Regions from separate parts of the Homo sapiens genome. Here region 2 is linked to region 1. Evidence: read pairs that join two places in POLR2A ChIA-PET (ENCODE). Cell type or tissue: OCI-LY7. All regions are shown on one strand. Links, peaks and the distances in the headings refer to the core of each region. The heading gives the core; the rest is flanking DNA.

Region 1 (2,912 bases), core at 283-2,782:
AATGGCGCACACCTGGACAAGGGAGGGGACGGGGTTCTTATTCCTGACGCACGTGGCCCCTGCTGCTGTATCATTCCCCTATTGGCTAGGGTTAGACCGCACAGGCTAAACTAATTCTGATTGGCTGATTTAAAGAGAGTGATGGGGTGAGTGGTTTGGTGGGAAAAATGGTTATGGCAGAGCAGGAAAACGGAATGAGTCAGGGTGGGGCAGGAAATCGGAATGAGTCAGGGTGGAGCAGGTGATCGGAATGAGTCAGGGTGGAGCAGGTGATCGGAATGAGTCAGGGTGGAGCAGGTGATCAAAAAAGGTTGCTTTATGAGGAAGTTAAGTTAAAAGTAGAAGGCAAATAATTGAACATACTGACATACTGATTCTTTGAAGAGAAATTTAGGACTTATATCTAACACTGTTTTTTTCATAATAAAGTGAGAGGGGCTGTGGTTTCAAACAGCATAGGCCTGGGGTCGGACTCATCTGCATTCACAACCCGTCCCCCTCCCTGTTCATTAGCTGAATGACATTGGGTGAGAGCCTCCGTCCCGTCTCTGAGTTCCTTAGCAATGGGTATAATAATGTGTGACTCCAAGGCTTGGAGTACGGGAGATACGGGAACAGATATGGAGCTATAGAGTTCATGCTTAGAGACATCAGTTCCCTTCCTTCTGCTCCTGGCTCATGGTACACACATGTTTTGAAAACCATGCCAGGCATCTGACCTCAATGCACGCAAGCATTTAGCTGCTGGGTCATTGGCAGAAAAGCCTCAAGCAGGGGTTCAGGGAAGGCTTTAATTAAGCTTGGCCTGTGGGGGCTGCTGCCTGGGCTGGATCTGCTGTGAAACAAGAGGAGCTTGATGTTCTAGGAGAAATGCTTGGGGCCCAGGACCATCTGCTGGAGGGAAAAGAATGAGTATTCCCAGAGAAACAGACCAGTGCTGGGGCTGTTCCCTGGAATTCAGGTTAAGTGTCCTGGGCTTGTGAACTGGGCACAAAAGATGCTGCAAGTCTTTGCTTTGGGAAGCTGTCAAGGGTCATTGCCCCTCTCAGCCTAAACCTCTTAGCACCTCTCCGACGATGCTTTTCACTTTGGTGGTGACTGATAACTCTTCTTGGTTGTTGAGAAGTTTGGATGAAAAGCTCTAGGTGTGTATTATAGTTTCATGTTGCTGTTATTACAGGTCCTTAGTGTCTTACAGAATGCAGATTTCTGATCTCATGGTCTGTTTGGCAGACCTCCAGGTAGGCTCATTGGATCCCTCTGCTCTGGGTTTCATGAGGCTGAAATCAAAATCCAGGTGGGCTGGGTTCCCCCTCAGAGGCTCTGGGAGCATCCTCTTCTGCCTTGTTGGGGTTGTGGGCAGAATCCAGCTCCTTCAGCTGGTGGGACTGAGCAGGGGCTGCCCTGACCTCCCAAGGCCTCTCTCAAGTCTCTGCCCATGAGCCCTGAACTTCAGAGCTCAGCCATGATGTGGCTTCTTTCTTTTGAAGCCTGATTCAAAGTCACACTTGGATTCTTTCTGACTTCCTTTTCTGCTCCACAGTTCTGTTTGCAGCCAGAGAAAGTCGCCTGCTTTTAAGGCCTTGTGTGATGATGCTGGGCCCACCCAGATCGTCCAGAATTACCCAGGCCCGTCTTAGGGTCTGTGGCTTCGTTATGTCTGCAAATTCTGCTTTGCATATATGGTGAGAAATACATAGGTCTCAGGATTAGAGAGCATGCATTCTGGAGCACACCCTGCTCACCCAGGGTGGAAGTGTGTACTCCAAGGCCCCGCAGGCAGTTCTTTGTAATTAGCACATCCTGCTCACCACAGGGCGGAAGTGTTTACGCCAAGGCCCTGCAGGCAGGTCATTTGTAATTAGCACATTCCTAGTCATGAGTGGATGCTTTAGGAATTAGTGGCTGATGAGATATACGGACTAATTTCAAGGCGCCACCTGCAGCAGAACCTATGTTACAGCATGAAGAACCCCTGATATTCTTTTTTTATATATAATTTTTATTTTACAAATGTATTGGGTATATGTGAAAGTGTGTTATGTGTATATGATGGATGGTGATCAGCCCAGGGCATTTAGGGTGTCCATTACCTGAGTACAATCCATTCTTCTAGCCTGCAGTCACCCTACTCTCGAAAGAGAATAGTTCTTGACACATAAAACTGGTATGAAATCCAAATTTCAGTGTCCATAAATAAAGTTTTGCTGGAACACAGGTGCCTTCATTCACTTATGTAACGTCTGAAGCTGCTTTGTGTTGCAGTGGCGAGGGGATATAGACCTGCAAAGTGTTTATTACTGGGGGGCCTGGCAATGCTGCGACCCCCAGTGTGATGGAAGAGCACTAGCTTCGGAGTCAGAGGAAGACATGAGTTCACTTTCCATGGGGAGTATGGAAACATAGTGCCTGCACTGTAAGGTGGTTTTAGCGGCAGAAATACCATTGTACCCAGCAATCCCATTACTGGGTATATACCCAAAGAAATGTAAATCATTCTGTTACAAAGACACATGCATGCACCTGTTCACTGCAGTACTATCCATGATAGCAAAGACATAGAACCAACCTAAATGCTCATCAATGATAGACTGGATAAAGAAAACATGGTGCGTATATACCATGGAATACTATGCAGCCATAAAAGATGAGATCATGTCCTTTGTAGGAACATGAATGGAGCTGGAAGCCATCATCCTCAGCAAACTAACATGGGAACAGAAAACCAAACACTGCATGTTCTCGCTTATAAGTGGGAGCTGAACAGGGAGAACACATAGACATGTTGGGGGGAACATCACACACTGGGGCCTGTCGGAAGTCGGGAGGAGGGAGAGCATCAGTGATGAAGAATAGCTAATGGGTGCTGGGCTTAATACCTAGGTGATGGGTTGATCTGTGCAGCAAACCAC
Region 2 (2,912 bases), core at 241-2,740, 110 kb before region 1:
TTGCTTCTCAGGATAAAATAGAATCTCTTGTTTTCCAAAGATTGAATATGAAAGGTTAAAATGCTGGTGCTAATCAATTATAACAAGCAGCTGCGTGTGAGGTGTTATTTGAAAAAGCTGGAGTCTTCGCATTTCATCTTAACGTTAAGTACTGCATGCACAGGGAATACTAGTATTTCAAAAGATTACAGTTGTTCATTTACATGTAAGGGTTTTCCTAAGAACATCCAAAAGTTTAATTCTGCACTACTTGATTATAAATAATGGCCTTAGTGATTTCTAAATAATCTTTACACATAAGAATGAAGATGATAAACACCAGCTCAAACTCCCCCCATCAAGTGGGAAACACCTTTTACACATAACATTTTCCTGACTGTGGTATTAAAATCTGAAAACCCAAGGAAGATGTACCCATGTAGGAAAACGTGTCTCTGCTAACTGGAGGCGCCGGCTCCACGCTCGGCTTCATGTGCTTTGCATACGGCTCTGCGCTTTCATGTCCATCTCCATCCAGTGGCTCACGGAGTCGCTTGCTGGCTTTCGCCTCCGATTCTTGTCCATGTTGATTTTCATGCCCTGAAAGACAAGAGTCCACTCGTGAGCTGGAAACAATGAACATAACACGAAATGCTAGAGAATGAAGACATTCAGTAAATTATTTAGTATCATTAAATCAGACTTAAAAACACCCTCTCTATGTGGCCCTACAACGAGGGAAACGAGGGAATGACCCCCTCCACGCCATCTCCACCCCCTCCACGCCATCTCCACCCCCTCCACACCACCTCCACCCCCTCCACACCACCTCCACCCCCTCCCCTCCACACCACCACCACCCCCTCCCCTCCACACCACCACCACCCCCTCCCCTCCACACCACCTCCACCCCCTCCACAGCATCTCAATCCCCTCCACAGCATCTCAAGGGGCTCTTTCTCCAGGAAAAACATGGCCCAAAATTGTGTATATAACATCAGTGGTGTTGCTGGGCGCAGTGGTGTGTGCCTATAGTTCCAGCTACTCGGGAGGCTGACATACGAGTATCGCTTGAGCCCGGGTTTGAATCCAACCCGGCCAACATAGTGAGACCCCTTTGCTTAAAAATAGATAAATCTAAAAAAAGATGAGTTGTGTCCATGGTTCAGCCTCTCCCTGCCTCAAATACAACTACATGGACACGAAGTTAAGAACCCCTAGGAGGGCTCAGAGGGTGCAGGTTCATCTAGCTTGAATAAACAGATAATGGGACATATTAAGAAAGGAAAACAGGGCTGGGAAGCCGAGGCGGGCAGATCATTTGAGCTCAGGAGTTCAAGACCAGCCTGGTCAACATGGTGAAACCCTGTCTCTACTAAAAATACAAAAATTAGCCAGGCGTGATGGCGGGCACCTGTAATCCCAGCTACTCAGGAGGCTGAGGCAGGAGAATGGTGTGAACCCAGGAGGTGGAGCTTACAGTGAGCGGAGATCGCGCCACTGCACTCCAGCCTGGGCGAGAGAGTGAGACTCTGTCTCAAAAAAAAAAAGGAAACAGAAACCAGAAACTAAAAGGAAGCAACTGGGTCCCTTCAGGGTCAGTACTCTTGCAGCTTTTCTTTTGCAACAAAGTTTTTCTTCTGCAACGAAGTTTTTCTTCAGGGGGACCTCAAGGTTAATCCCAAATAGTTTTTTTTTTTTGAGACAGAGTCTTGCTCTGTGCCCAAGCTGGAGTACAGTGGCGCGATCGTGGCTCACTGCAACTTCCACCTCCCTGGTTCAAGCAGTTCTCTGCCACAGCCTCCCAAGTAGCTGGGATTACAGGCACCCACCACCACACCCAGCTAATTTTTTTGTATTTTTAGTAGAGATGGGGGTTTCACCATTTTGGCCAGGCTGGTCTTGAACTCCTGACCTTGTGATCCACTGCCCTGACCTCCCACAGTGCTGGGATTACAGGCGTGAGCCGCTGCGCCCGGCCCCAAAGAGATTCTTAATACCACCTCAGGGTTATCTGGGAAGGGCCCATATCTCACTCACTGGGTAATACTATGGCAGCTGAAGTAGAACAGCTAAATTAGACCAGGACTCAAAAAACCAGTTTCAATTTGTGCTATACCTTTTATCAGCTGCGAACTCCGTCAACTGAATTAAACCCTCTGGGCTTCTGTAAAACGAGGCCCTGGGCTAGATGATCTCAAACGACTTTTCCTTACATGGAGTGAAAATAAGGACACAGGAGCAACCAACTACCTGCAAACTAACAACCCTAACCCAACACTACAGGATTCACCTCCAGCTCTCAACTCCTAAACCAGGGATGGAGAAATGGGGCACGAACATCACAGAACGCCTACTAGAAAGGAACAAGAAAATGTCCAGCCTAGTGGAGCTTCTCAACCCACACCTCTCGGAACCCTAAGGGCGCCGGGCAACACTTGACTGTGATCAGCACGACGTCAGCAACAGCTGGCGTTTCCACTGCCACATTTTGTTTTCACACACTCATCTCCAAAACGTTCCTCTAGGTACTCTACTGAAGTAAATGCAGATACTGTGGTCCAGGTTAAAGTGTCATTTTGTAGAACCTTAACACGGATATAAACACTGGTTTTACTTACTATAACAGAGATGGACACTTTACAGAACAGATAAGACTTGGAGGAAAAAAACACACTTGTCAGTTAAGTTTTACTTCACAAAATTGTGGTTTTTAAGTAAATTAACCTTAAATCAGCTTATATAAACCATAAGAACCAGTAAATAGCTCAATAATTCTAAAATAAGGATAAATGTAATGTTAAAAAACAAAAAACTGTAAAAGGGGCTAAGACTTTTTGATACAGATCTGAATCATTAAAGGCACTAAATCTCAATTTATAGACGTAAGTCACTGACTAGGAGGTCTCTAAAGTTTAAAGAAGTAGATTCAA

The links. Peaks named below come from ENCODE experiments on the same cell type or tissue, not always from the same donor. Only the 100,000 strongest peaks of a DNase experiment are listed, where the experiment ranks them.
Region 2: POLR2A ChIA-PET joins it to region 1 with 7 read pairs; 14 of 35 experiments call an interaction of 5 or more read pairs at or near these places.

What each region holds. Positions count from the first base shown.
Region 1 is chr2:3,660,604-3,663,515 of GRCh38, forward strand. The region is part of intron 1 of ALLC (allantoicase); the gene reads left to right. Among named protein-coding and RNA genes, the nearest start is that of ALLC, 3.9 kb to the left of the region's middle. RefSeq lists an enhancer at 1,590-1,699. In OCI-LY7, for the core only: CTCF peaks have their summits at 1,902 (motif pointing left) and 2,111; DNase peaks (open chromatin) are centred at 1,518 and 1,798; H3K27ac peaks cover 1,052 bases.
Region 2 is chr2:3,551,730-3,554,641 of GRCh38, forward strand. RNASEH1 (ribonuclease H1) reads right to left here. Exons shown (of 8, transcript NM_002936.6): 3 at 415-579. Among named protein-coding and RNA genes, the nearest start is that of RNASEH1, 5.1 kb to the right of the region's middle. In OCI-LY7, for the core only: no CTCF peak of the experiment used is centred there; no DNase peak of the experiment used is centred there.